2 separate regions of the Homo sapiens genome follow, and region 1 is linked to region 2. The links are chromatin loops, found by intact Hi-C in ENCODE. Cell type or tissue: psoas muscle. All regions are shown on one strand. Links, peaks and the distances in the headings refer to the core of each region. The heading gives the core; the rest is flanking DNA.

The links. Peaks named below come from ENCODE experiments on the same cell type or tissue, not always from the same donor. Only the 100,000 strongest peaks of a DNase experiment are listed, where the experiment ranks them.
Region 1: a loop joins it to region 2, with 5 times the contacts of the local background. A loop is called at or near these places in 19 of 110 quality-filtered maps.

What each region holds. Positions count from the first base shown.
Region 1 is chr14:28,750,411-28,757,253 of GRCh38, reverse strand. All of the region lies in intron 2 of FOXG1-AS1 (FOXG1 antisense RNA 1), which reads left to right. Among named protein-coding and RNA genes, the nearest start is that of FOXG1-AS1, 11 kb to the left of the region's middle. RefSeq lists an enhancer at 1-385. In psoas muscle, for the core only: a CTCF peak has its summit at 2,853 (motif pointing left); no DNase peak of the experiment used is centred there; H3K27me3 peaks cover 1,468 bases.
Region 2 is chr14:30,001,907-30,008,749 of GRCh38, reverse strand. No RefSeq gene overlaps it. Among named protein-coding and RNA genes, the nearest start is that of PRKD1, 77 kb to the right of the region's middle. In psoas muscle, for the core only: a CTCF peak has its summit at 3,417 (motif pointing right); no DNase peak of the experiment used is centred there.

The DNA of each region.
Region 1 (6,843 bases), core at 1,712-4,211, 1.3 Mb after region 2:
AAGTTAATATTCCTTTGCAAATTGCTCTCCAAACTAACTCCCCCTCCCTTTCCTCCTCACGTCCCCTTTCGCCCTACAACATCGTCACAATATTTTCTTAGTAATTGCTCTGCACAATTGACAGAAGCGCCGCGTCTCCGGCAGCGCTGTGCTCTCCCAGGAAAGCGTGAGGGCGCGTTGGGGAAGCAGGTCAGGGAATATTTGGTTCTGGAGAGACAATCCACTTTCATCCACAATGGTCTAGAGCAGCGTGACTTGGGAACTTATAAAGTGACGGCTGATGGAGGCATCGCCACATTCCAATGCATTTTTTAACCCCGGGCTTTCTTAGAAAAAACAACTGGGATCCCCAGGTACCGCGGGGCTATTCCCGACTTTTCCCCAGCGCCCCCACTCCCCACCCCAAACGCGAAGATCTGAGATCTCGGCTTTATTTAATCATCTACTCAGTTATTGGAGCTCAGTGGGTCCTTTTATTCTCCTAGGTGGGTTGCTTGAAGAACTGAGTTACAAAGGTATTAAAGAGGAGGCCGTGTTTGCAGGGGTCCCCCTGTGGTCAGGGAAACCGACTCAGGAGAACCCCCATGTTTTTACACTGAGCTGAGCCTCCGAGTTTCAAGAAACTTGGGCAGTGTGCGAGAGAATTTGGGGTTGTACTCGCAAGCACCAGGAGTCTTTTTGATTTTAGTGTTGGTGGATCCTATCGGCTCCTCACACAGAAAAGCCAACCTCACTCTTCAATCTCGAGCTCATCCTCTCAAGTAATTATTGGGGAAGGGAGATGCTAAACGAGGGAGCATGGGGCTCTGGGAAGAAATTTAACAACAGCATTCGAGCGCTCAAATTCTCCTTAACACCAGTGCTGCAGATTCTGCTGCGATCCCCGCTCTGGCCCTCCAGGAATGTCTCCCCGCCCCACTCCTCCAAAGTTTTGTTTTAATTGCTTTAGGGCACTTAGAATATTGTTCAAGTTGAGGATTTCCTAGAAAGGCGAGGAAGATAGAGTTGATTTAGTTTTGAAAAAAAAAAGTTATTAATCATAAGACTTCAGTTGGGTTTCATTTCTTCTAATTTTCCTTCCTGTCCCCTCCTTCCCTCCTTCCCTCTTTCCCTCCTTCCCTCTTTCCCTCCTTCCCTCCTTCCTTCCTTCCTTCCTTCTTTCCCTGCTTTTTCTTCCCTTTTCTCTTTCCTCTCTCTCCTTCTCCCTTTCCCTCTCTCTCTCACTATCTCTATGTGCGTCTAACTGTATCTCATCTACCTCCCTAAATGTGAGAGAAATGAAGCCTCGTGAAGGTGATGGAGGTGACCATTTTCATTCTGACTTCCAGAACCTCCTTACTTGTCAATTCTTAGTCTCAATGCTGGAGTTTGAAAGACATCTCGGAGGTGATTCTTCTCCCTCCCAGAGACGACCTCAGAACCATGGTCTAAGAAGCTATTTTTCTGACTGTGAAATTATTTTTTAAGGCAGCTGAAATAAATATATATTTTTAAAATAAGCCTCTGAAACTGATGCCCCGGTGCATGCTTCCTCTATGGATTGAGGCGCTCCCTAAATTCACTCCACCCAACCCCCTAGGAGCTTAAGTCCTCAGAAATGTTTTGTTTTGTTTTATGCAAAACTAGCGCTTCCACTCTCTACTCCCAGGTCTATCATTCCTCTCCCGCATTATATTAACGGCGATGTTAGCCTTCCCCTACGTGTTTAGGCTGCTAATGCCGGCCACTTAACGCAACAAAAATGCTCATCTGTGGAGATTTTCCCAAGGCTAGCTGCAATGTTGGCTCCTTTTTCTTTTCTTTTCAGGGCACGTCCATTCCTCCCTGCCCCCTTCTTCTTTTCTTGAGATGGGGACTGGAAAAGGGGTCCAACAACTCTAAGCGAGTGTGTGAAGTTTCCCCTCTTTCTCTTGCCTGCCAATCCGTCAAGCGGGGTGGTGAATTTTTGGTTTTCTCTAGAGAGCAGGACTATGGAAGCTTCAGCGTAGATTGGTTGCCTCTCTTAGTTAACTTGCCTTCTTCTTCTTCTTTTTTTTTTCCCCCAGTCATGACTTTCCTTTCTCCTCACCTTAGTCGGTGAAAGCAGTTGGGGATTGCCCTCACAGTCCTTCTGCACCCTTCCTAGCCCCAGGCTTCTGAAGAAAACTCCACTGGCTTTCTTTTGTATTGACAGGGAAGCTGGGTTGGAGATCTCCTCTGTATTGGATTGTGTGTGGGTGTTGTGTATGCTTGTTTAGTTTTAATAACTTTATGAGGGAGAGTCTCCTGAGCTTGTTGACATTTTTCTTCTATGGGGAGATTTTCTGGAGCACGGAATCACCTTAATTTAGATAATGACCGTCTATTAGGCTTCTTACCCTTTCAAGTAAATTTAGCCTGGGAAAATCATCTGCCCTCATGATTAATACATACCTAGTGTCCAAGGAGAAGACCATCAGGGGCAATGCAAACTGAAACTGACTTAAAGGGTAATAAATATTACCCAGTGGGTTTTGACTTAAAAAGATGAATATCGTCATTGTTCACAGCTGGAACACGTTTACTTCTTAAAAGCTGGTGAAGTGTAGACACGAGAACTGTTTTCCCGACTCTGGCTCTAGCACTCTTTTCCTATGGATCCTTAGGCAAGTTACTTCATCTTTCCAGTTTTTTCTTAATCTGGAAAATAAGTGACCTGCAATCACTAATATATAAAATATCATTCATTCATCAAATTCCCAACAACACTACCACTAAAATATAACTTTAAAAACCATAAGAATCTTTGGAAAAAATTTTTGGGGAGGTGGGGCTGGGAAGCAGGAAGAAAATCTCATTCTAACAGCAGCAGCGACATCTAGTGCCCATAATGCTCAATAGTAGCAGTGAAGGTGTGGGATTGTTTACTGAGTTTTTGGAGGGGAGAGCCATGGAGGCTTTTCTAATAAATCTTGACTGTCTGTCGGGCACACAATAGTCTTTTGATAATAAAAAAAATTCTAAGCTTTGATTATGGTAATAAGACATAGAGAGACAACGGTTTTTACCTCAAATCTGCACATAGGGCAATTAAAGTTTGTTATGAGTATTCTTCCAATGCTTTAAATTCCATGTCAAGGAACTAGTTCTAAAAAGTAATTTTATTTTGAGGGGGGTTGCAATTTATTTACCTAATTTTCCAAATTATCACTAAATATGTTTCTACACAAATACTTAACAAAATTGAAAAAAATTTATTTTTGATATTTTCTTTTATCTGAACTAACCACTTTGATTGGAGATAATTATCTAGTGAATAGCAGGGAACATACTAAAAATAACACCATGTTTTAAGTAATCACATATATGCCCTGTCTATATTACCTTGGCTGAAAATATTTTATAATTCAAAGAAATGGAATTCCTATGTCTATATGGATTCTGTTTCTTCTTCTTACAGCAAAGATTAAATGAACTATCTGGGCACAGGAAAAATCTTAGCAATGGTAGACTGCAGAGCCCCAAACTTTTCAGAATAACAATTTCGGCATTTGCTTGGCATTTAAGATGTTAGAGAGAGAGAGAGAGTAGACCTCTTCTCATTCCCTGTGACTGTAAGCTGGCCATGTGCGTGGGTGTAGTTTGTGCATGCACTTGCTGAAGTGTGTGTTTAATTTCCTAATAGCAAAGCAGCTGATGACTACTGGTATATGGATTCATGTTTTGTAACTTTAAGGGAAACCAATTTTGTTTATTCTATTTTTCACCAATATTTCCTAGATTTTACTATAAAATTTGGTCACTGGCATGCTATCTAGCTAGTTCTAGAATAGTAAGATAAATATACAAGTTGTTAACACCTAGGGGAATTTGAGGTAGTCACAACACTTCTCTTGAACCTTAGTTTTCTTATGCACAAAATCAGAAAGTTGAATCTGCTATCCCTTATAATTCAAAAGATTTTTAAGTCAATAAATCATCAACCTTCATTTGAGAAGACTCTCTTGTGGTGTCTTCATTGTTATTTGCAACTCTTCTCTATCACTCCTGAGTTCTCTAGTTAGGCATCTCATCAGAAATGAGAATTGATGAGCCAGCCCTCCATCTTCTCTATCTTCCTGTCTTGTTCTTTCCCTTTTTCTGCTTTTAAAAATAACAAAAATCTCAGACACTCTAGTCACCATTTACTAACTCATTGGCATGCACTCAGCTCTCCCTTGCTATCCATCCAGAAAAATCATAATGTGAGATAGGACCAAACTGAACACAAAGCTGAGGCAGCTGTATTCAAGTTTTCTAACATGTTCCCATATCCTCATGGTGATGATTAATTATTATTATTATTATTATTATTATTAGGAACCAGAGCCAAAGTATTCTGGCTGCAGATAGCCCACATTTTTCTCTCTGCTTCTGTGTCCCTGTGAATAAATTTCTTCAGGAGGATGCAGTAAAATGTCTCCAAATTCAATCTGACTAGGAACATCATTACACACTTTTAGCAATAAGAGTGTTCACAGAAGGCAAATATCACTCCGTGATGCAAATATGCTCAGCATTTAATATAGACCTCAGGGAAGCTGAAGACACACACACATACCCATGCACACACACACACATGCATGCGTGTGTGTGTTGTATATAAAGTGTGTGTGTGTATATACATATACACACATATGTGTATAAATATATGTATATGGAGTATCATATCTACATTGACCTGGGTTGATAGAAACAAACAAGTTTGTTACAGGGAAAATTCTAAATATATCAAAGGTTTCTTTCTTAGATGCCTTTTTGTTGTTCCCTAGAAAACTTCTTAGTTCCTACTACTTGGACTTTTATTTAAAATTCCTTATGCTGTACGAAGTTCATAAGACATGTTTTATTCTGCAGATTTTTCACAGACCTCATAAACACAGGTATTATTCTATTTTAGAAGTGAGGAGGCTGACCCAGACAGACTAAATTACTTGCTTAAGATCACTCCACTAGGAAGACACAGAAAAGGAGTGTGAATCCTGGCTTTGGACAGGCCGCAACTTACACTTGGTCATTTTTAGGGTTGGAGCCTTCAAACTGGGAAACAAGGGGATTGACTGAGGCTGTTCATTAAACTTCACCAGGATTCCACCGCATATATTTGAGAAATCTCAACTTTTAAAGAATTTTGGGACCCCTAGTCTGTGTTTGCTACTCCTCATTCATGTATGATTTTCTCCTCTTAACACTAACAATTTTATATTCTTTCTACAGGAAGGATAATCTTTGGAAAAAAGGTTGTACTCTAAACATTTTTGTTAATTATCTTGGGAACTAAGATTTTAGAGTTGGAGGGAATCTAAGACATTTTGTGATTCAGCAGCTCTGGAGTAAGATGATTGTCCGAATCAATGGCTCCTGAGAACTGTGTGAAATGGGAGTCCAAATTATTGTCAGTTCTCTGGTGTTGCTTCCTACCCATCTCCCTGGATTTTTGGCTTTATGCATTAATACATTTGGTTACTTCATTCTTGCTGGCCACCCTGTGGACTAGTTTTCCAAGCGGCTGCATTTTCAGCAGCACACTGTGGACTTAGCCAAGCACTTTAAGCTGAGAGCTGTTAAGCCTTCCTGGATCTATTTTCTCTCAAGTAGCTCTCTGCTGCCCTCAACTGGTGTTCAGCCACCAGAGCTAGCTAGCCTTCAGCATTTACACGAATCCACCGTACCCTGGCTTCAAGTCAGATATGGGAGCATCATTAACCACACTGTTTATGGCTTTTATAGCATGGAAAAATAGAACCCAGGCCCATTCACGTCCACTTATGCCTCAGGTTCTCACTTTCTACAAGTTTGCAGATGGGCCATGAAGGAGAATATCTGATTTTCACTTATGTGTGCTGGAGTATTTGGAAGGGCTTACATGAAAATGTAAACTTTCTCTTTAATTATCAAATTGAGATACACTTCAGCTGATAGACCAAATTTTTGAACATGTTGCAGTTAGTCTTAAGAAATACGAAACATTTTGTCTTTGATGTAAACAAGATATAGAGAATCATATGAAATCCATGAATTACTTGTAAACTTTCTCATTTGTTCAATAAATACATAGCGTACACATACTGTACGCTAGACATTATTATTGGTGCTAAGAATATAGCATTGGATAATGGAGGCAAAAACCTCTTCTGCCTTTATTAAGCTAACTTCCCAGTTAAGGAAAATAGACATTAAACAAGTAAATAGGTAAAATACATTTTAAGGGAATGTAACATTTCCATATCTATTTCCTACCCCAAGTACTGTAGCGATTGCATGTTTTTGTTTTGTTTTGTTTTGTTTTGTTTGAGACGGAGTCTCACTCTGTCGCCCAGGCTGGAGTGCAGTAGCGCGATCTCGGCTCACTGCAAGCTCCGCCTCCCGGGTTCACGCCATTCTCCCGCTTCAGCCTCCCGAGTAGCTGGGACTACAGGCGCCCGCCACCACGCCCGGCTGATTTTTTGTATTTTTAGTAGAGACGGGATTTCACCGTGTTAGCCAGGATGGTCTCGATTTCCTGACCTCGTGATCCACCCCCTCGGCCTCCCAAAGTGCTGGGATTGCAGGCGTGAGCCACAGCGCCCGGCCGCGATTCCATGTTTTTAAGAACATTTGTAGTAAAGTTAAAGAGGCATAACTAGAGTTTATACAGGGACCATGCATGCTATATAAATATTGGATGCGTTATTTATTAATGAATTCATAAATTTCTTGTGAATATAGAGTAGATATATGAAAGTGTTTGATGCAGATGAGTGTTTGAACCTTTCAGCTGAAGAGACGTTTTGTCTTTTGTTTCTATACCAATCTCTCCTGTTGAATTGCCTTGTGGTTGGAATATCACTTTGTCACCCCCTGTAA
Region 2 (6,843 bases), core at 2,289-4,788:
ATTCATTTTATGAGAATTTAATTTTTTCTCAGCTCACTAAGGAGGATAACTCACTGTCTTCCCTTTTTAAATTATTGCTACTGAGAAATCAGGCATGTTTTTAATTGTTGATGGTAGTCTGTCTCTTGTCTTGCTTTAAAAAGTATTTATTTGACTTTGATGCTGTAGAGGCAACTTGGGAATTATGGGACTTCTTGAATCTGAGGACTGGAGTATTTTATCACTTCTGGAAAATAGTCAGCCATTTTAATAAATAGATTCTCATTCTCATTTTCCTCTGAAACTTCTTTATAATTTATGTAGGACTTTCTCATTTTACCTCTATGTCTCTTATTCTTTCATATTTTTTCATCTCTTGACCTCTGTATATTTCTGTGAACTTTCTTCAGTTTGCAAATTTAACTTTCTGTTCACTAATTCTTTCTTCATCCATATCGTTTTTAAATTTCAGTGACCAGATTTTTTATTTCTTTTTTTTTTTTTTTTTTTTTTTTTTTGAGACGGAGTCTCGCTCTGTCGCCCAGGCCGGACTGCGGACTGCAGTGGCGCAATCTCGGCTCACTGCAAGCTCCACTTCCCGGGTTCACGCCATTCTCCTGCCTCAGCCTCCCGAGTAGCTGGGACTACAGGTGCCCGCCACCGCGCCCGGCTAATTTTTTGTATTTTTAGTAGAGACGGGGTTTCACCTTGTTAGCCAGGATGGTCTCGATCTCCTGACCTCATGATCCACCCGCCTCGGCCTCCCAAAGTGCTGGGATTACACGCGTGAGCCACCGCGCCCGGCCCAGATTTTTTATTTCTACAAGTACGTTTTATGCCTTTCTTTTTTTTTCAAATTTGCCTGGTCCAATTTTTTTCACTAGCAATCATGTTTTATTATGTTCAATATAAATTAGAGGGAATAACACAGTTAATTAGGATTAAATATAAAGAAAATGAACATCCTTAAAGCAAACACACAAGTGCCTTTTAAATTCTTTTAAACAACAATGGGGTCGGGCACAGTGGCTCACGCCTGTAATCCCAGCCCTTTGGGAGGCCAAGGCAAGCTGATCACTTGAGGTCAGCAGTTCAAGGCCAGCCTGGGCAACATGGTGAAACCCCATCTCTGCTAAAAATACAACAATCAGGCTCGCACCTGTAATCCCAGCTACTCGAGAGGCTGAGGTGGGAGAATCACTTGGACCCAGGGGGCAGAGGTTGCTGTGAGCCCAGATCACGCCACTGCACTCCAGCCTGGGCAACACAGCAAGACTCTGTCTCAAAAAAAAACAATGGCCAACAACAATGGACTTACCCTCTAGGATGCTTTTATATCTAGCTTTTTGAAAATAATAAATTTTGAAGATCTTTACATATCAGCATATATAGGTCTAGTTTTTCTAAATTGCTGCAAAGTATTCTGTGTATTTTGATAGCATTAATTTCTTAGACTTTTGATTTTTTCCTCTATTTATTTTAATCAGTTTAAACATGTTGTGATGTGTTTTGATTTTTAATTATCTGAAGCTCCCAGGGTCTAATTTGCTCTTTCTGTGATTGCAAAGTGTTGATGTAGCCTTTTCTTTCCTATCTAGATCCCAGGTCAACTCAACAAGGTCATTTCACTTTGCTAGTAGACAGATTTCTCCCTATCTACCCTTTCCTGTAGGGCAGAGCCCTTTATCTGTCCTGGCTTTATGAATGTGTCTGTGAAGTGAGAGTTTGCCAGTCCAACTCCCCAACTCAAGCAGTTCCAAGGCCTTGTCTTTCGATCCATCATGTTCATTCAACTCCCTTCAATAGCAAGACTGACTAATACTCCTCCCAACTCCCAACTCAAGCTGACAAAGTGTCAGCATCCATTTACTAATCTGTCTTTCCATTTTCTCCTTGCTTTTAGCCCCAGGGGATTTTACATACTTCTTTGTGAGTTTGGCTATGCGTTTTAAACAATGCTCATTATGTTTTTATCCCATACTTACAGGTGTTTACAGTAGGATTTTCAGGGTCTTCAATCTGTCATATTGCTAGACATAGACTTTCTACTGTGTCATCACTTAGCCTTAGAAATATCTGGCTGCCACTTGTCTTTCTAACTTTCTCTCTAATCCCAGACACCTTTGCCTTTATGTGTTCTCTCCAGTATGCTTAAGTAAAGGGAGGCCTAATTTAAGTCTGAGACCCTGACGCGGAGAATGATCTCCTTGTTTGAATTTCAAAGAATGCCAAGGACACCTCTGGCAAATGTCTTCATACTTCCTCCCCTACTTTCCCTTCTCTCACATGACAATTGCTCAAGGGCATGCCTATTTTAATTTCAAGTCCGATATATATTTTATAATTACATTCAAGGCAATCATCAGTTTACTAATCTTTCAATTTTCTACAAGGTAGTAGATATAGCAAGTGACTAGAGTAAAACAACCTGGATTATAGTTTAAGCTCTGCCACTAAATTGCATGACCTTGAGTTAAATTATTCTACCTCTTAGTGCCACTATTAATCTTTATCCATATGAAACCCTCACACTGTAAATGAGTATGATCATGTCATTCTAGAGCTTACTTCTAAGAATTTATTCTAGTTACCAGAAAGTACAGAATGATTAAAAGCTAAAAGATTTTATGTTTTTAAGTTTATCTAATCATAATTTTTAAAGTCATTCATAAAAGATGAATTAAGTAACCCTTAGTATTTGTTTTCTTTTTTGTTTGTTTGTTTTCTTTAACTCAGGAAAAAAAAAGAGCCATTAGATAGATTTAAATTATTTAGGATAAGAAAATGTACCGACATTATTTGAATAGGAAAAGTCTAGGAAACTGGAATTGTAGGTGTCTAGGTTATATGAACATCTGGAGTTAACTATTCTAACCCAGAGCATAGTTGAAAGAATTAAATATAGTCACAAAGCATGTATTTCAAGAACTAACTATGGTGTTTCATTCTTTGCAGTACTTCAACATTTCAGCTAGTCTCCGCTTATGCTGTCTTCTCCTGCATGTACACTTACCCTTATTCTCACAATCCAGATGAGCCCGGAAATATTAAACAGAAGTTACTAGAGAAGATCTCAGAAGCCTGGCTACCCTAGATGCTAAGAGCTACTTGCAATAGTTATAATTTATGCACGTATTTTTCCAGGGCTACAGCGCTGTCTTTAGTAAGAATGCTGGGAAGGACATTTGTTAGTCTCTGCTCCTGGCCTTCTAGTAACCATAACATTTCAAAAGTGAACCACTCTTTATACTTCGCCTACTGAAATTTAAATGGATCCATTTTGTACTTTAACCAGTGATTAATGAGATAATTTTATCTTTAATTTTCTTTAGCAGCAATAAAGGACCTCACAGCCTGTGATACAATTTCCTCAATAGCACTGATAGCATTTTCTAGACTCTCTGGAGGCCTTAAGTTGCTAGTAGGGAAATGTACCTCCCATAGACTTCCAGTAGATGGCAGGTACAGCACTTCAAACCTCTCATAACATGAAAATACCCGACATTTCAACACATAAAAATACTGTTACCGTGTTTTAAATCTCAAGTGCCGTGGAAAAGAGTGACTAAAACTTTTGTTTACAGATCTAGTATCATATTACCATATAAGTATCTTCTTATTTTTGCCTTCTACTAAAAATACAAATGCAACAAATGAAAATATATCTTTATCAGGGAATGCCTGCAATTCCAGATTGCAAATTAAGCATTTAAATGTTGAATAATATAATCACCATGTTATAGATGTTAATTAAAGTGCTTAGTGAACAAAGATACATTTAGCAATTTTTAAATATAAATTTTTGAAGATGAGAAACTATTGTTTTATAGCAATTATTGTTTAATAGGCTTCCGTTTACATTTTATTTATTCTTTTTTTACAGATTCATAGATGGTGGGAGTACAAATGTAGATAGATATATACATACAAGCATAAATTTCTTAATCTGTTTCTTTGTTTTCTTTGAATAATTAATCCCATAGTGTTTCCTACAATTTACTATAGAAATACATTTCTACAGTGGATTTGGAAAGAAATGCCTCTGTGTGATCTATGGTAAGAAACAAAGAGGAATGTATAGGCAGGCCTCTTATAAATAGGAAATAAGCTCTTAGCCCATACATCAACTGAATAGCAAGACAGATGTTTGTTCTGAGATGAATGACTGTAAAAGCTGCAAAATATTCCATTACACATTCTTGTACATGCTTTCATTAAAAATATGTTCAAGTGAAACACATCTAAAATATCTAGACCTTTCAGCAATATTTTATTAACTCAGTAAAATCCTTTCAAAGGATTTAAAAATAGTTTTAGTTTCAACATATATTTTGACTGTCTTGTAAATCTGTCATATCTGTGTTATGCAGAAGTTGTTCACTGTGACTGGTATGACTGAGACTCAGCCAAAGTTATATCTACGTTACTTAAGATTATTTACTTGGTTTTCCCAATTTTAATACTACATATTTTAATTATTTTATTTATCTTCCCCCTTAAATCGTGAGCAGAGTTTTCTTATTAAGTTGTTTTATTCATTACTGAATCCACAGGGTTTACAATAATGCCTGGCACTTAGTGGGTACTCAGGAAATAAGTGTTAGGTGAATGAATGAATTTATTTGTAAGATGGAGCCTCAGGATAAAAGAAAATAACAAACAGTAGTCACTCAATAGATGTTTCCAGTTCCCTTTTTCTCTCTCTTCTGTCAACTGTAGCACACTAGAAACCTTGGGGTCATCCTTGACTCTTTTACTTTCCTTCATCACACCAGATTAGATCATCATTTTCAAATCTTGGCCCCTCACAGTGCGATCCACAGACTAGCAGCATAGGTATTAGCTAGGAGATGGTTAGAAATTCAGATTTTCAGGCCTCAGTCTGGAACTACTGAATAAAAGTTTGCATTTTGAGAAGATCCCCAGGTGACTCTTGCATACAGTAATTTTGAGAAGCACTGATTCAAGTTACTATGTTTTTCCTTCCACATGTCCTATTTTTCACCTCACTCTAATAACTGTAAGAAATAAACTATCTTCCAAATTAGTACACTTGCCTCTAAACTATACAACATACCACAGCGAGATTCAACTTTTTAAACACAGATTTGGTCACTTTACACTACTACTCAAGTGTCTGCAACTCCTCTTTTACTTGATTACAGAAAGTGCAAATAATCCCTCATTTTGGAATTCAAGCCTCTCCGTCATCTGACTCCACCCTCCCAACCCAATCTCATCTTTCATCTCAAATTTCATCTTTAGTTATAGTCTTGCAAATACTACTGTCATTCTTGGCTACTTTATCTCTTAATCTAGAACACACTTCACTTTTTATTTAACTAAATGCTACTCATCATTCAAGGTTTAACATAAAAGATTATTCCTCCAATCTCTTCCTTCACTGCTAGAGCCCACACAGATTTCTCCATTTTCTACTGCACATAATTATGTCCCAAAATACTCATTATGGAATATGCTGCATTGTTGTGCAGAGTTTTGTCATAAACATAAGCCTTGTTTTCCCAATAAGATTTTAAGTTAATCCAAAGCAAAATTTTATCTTTTTATCTCTTTGGTATCTCTCGTAAGTCGTTCAGAAATTTAAGTAAATTCTTAGGTTGCATGTTGAACTAATCTACTGTGGACTCTCTGGGTTGCCAGTAACAACAACAACAAAAAAAAAAGCCAGCTAGCTTAAGCATAAAGCACTGTTTCAAGAATCAAAGGTCAGAAGTGCAGTATGGCCTTGAGAGGTACCAGAACTAGAGCACGGGATGCTGTCCAGAATTATTTCTCACTCAGACCCCTTTTCTTTTCACCTCGTTTTCTATTAGCTTGCTGCAAATGTGAGTGCAGTTCTTGCCATTAAAAGTAATGCAAAAACTGCACTTACGCTTACACCAACCTGATAATTTCCACACATTCGCTTTACTCTCATTTCTGTGTAATAGCTGTCTCTACATCTCTGCTCCATGTAAAGGAAGATCATGCCCACCAGAGGCTTTGAGCCTACATATTTTAAGAATAGTTGGCCAGGCACGGTGGCTCACGCCTGTAATCCTAGCACTTTGGGAGGTCGAGGTGGGTGGATCTTTTGAGCCCAGGAGTTCGAGACCATCCTGGGGAACATGGTGAAACCTCATCTCTACTAAAAATGCAAAAATTAGCTGGGCATGGTGGTGCATGCCTATGGTCCCAGCTACTCAGGAAGCGGAAGTGAGAGGACTACTTGAGCCCAGTCGGTCGAGGCTGCAGTGAGCTGAGAGTGCGCCGCTGCACTCCAACTTGGGCAACAAAGCGAGACCCTGTCTCAAAAAAAAGAAAAAAAAAATTAGTCTCTCAAAGAAATTGAGTCAGGTTCTCCTCACCCTGGTTCCAAACTCCTGATTAGACCCACCCAGTCAACCACTGACAGAGAAGGAAATGATCTCTGCCATGGCCTCATTGTTTCTGTGATGAACGATTAATAGTGGGGAAAGGGGAGTCATATGTTAGGAAGTTATTTCCAAGTAAGTACATTATAGCCAGCTAAAATAGAATCTTAGCCCATGTCTATTTAGGTAAGCAGGGAAGAAATCTTCCCCCACCCCATCACCGCCCCCCAAGCAAGTACAGAAAGTATAATTAATCCAACAGTTTAGCTGCCTCTTTTCTTAAACCTTCAATTGTTGCTTTGTTTAGCCGCCTGATAGGTAAGATAGATGTTTCACTCTCCGGTTGATCATGGTCATAACAAAAGAGAGTTCTGGGAGTCATTTTGTCACTCAGCTTTCATCCAGGAAAGGCTGCATTTTTCAAAAAGCTTTCTAGGAATACAACTCTTCAGCTCCAGGTAAGACTCTATCATACAATTCCAGTAAC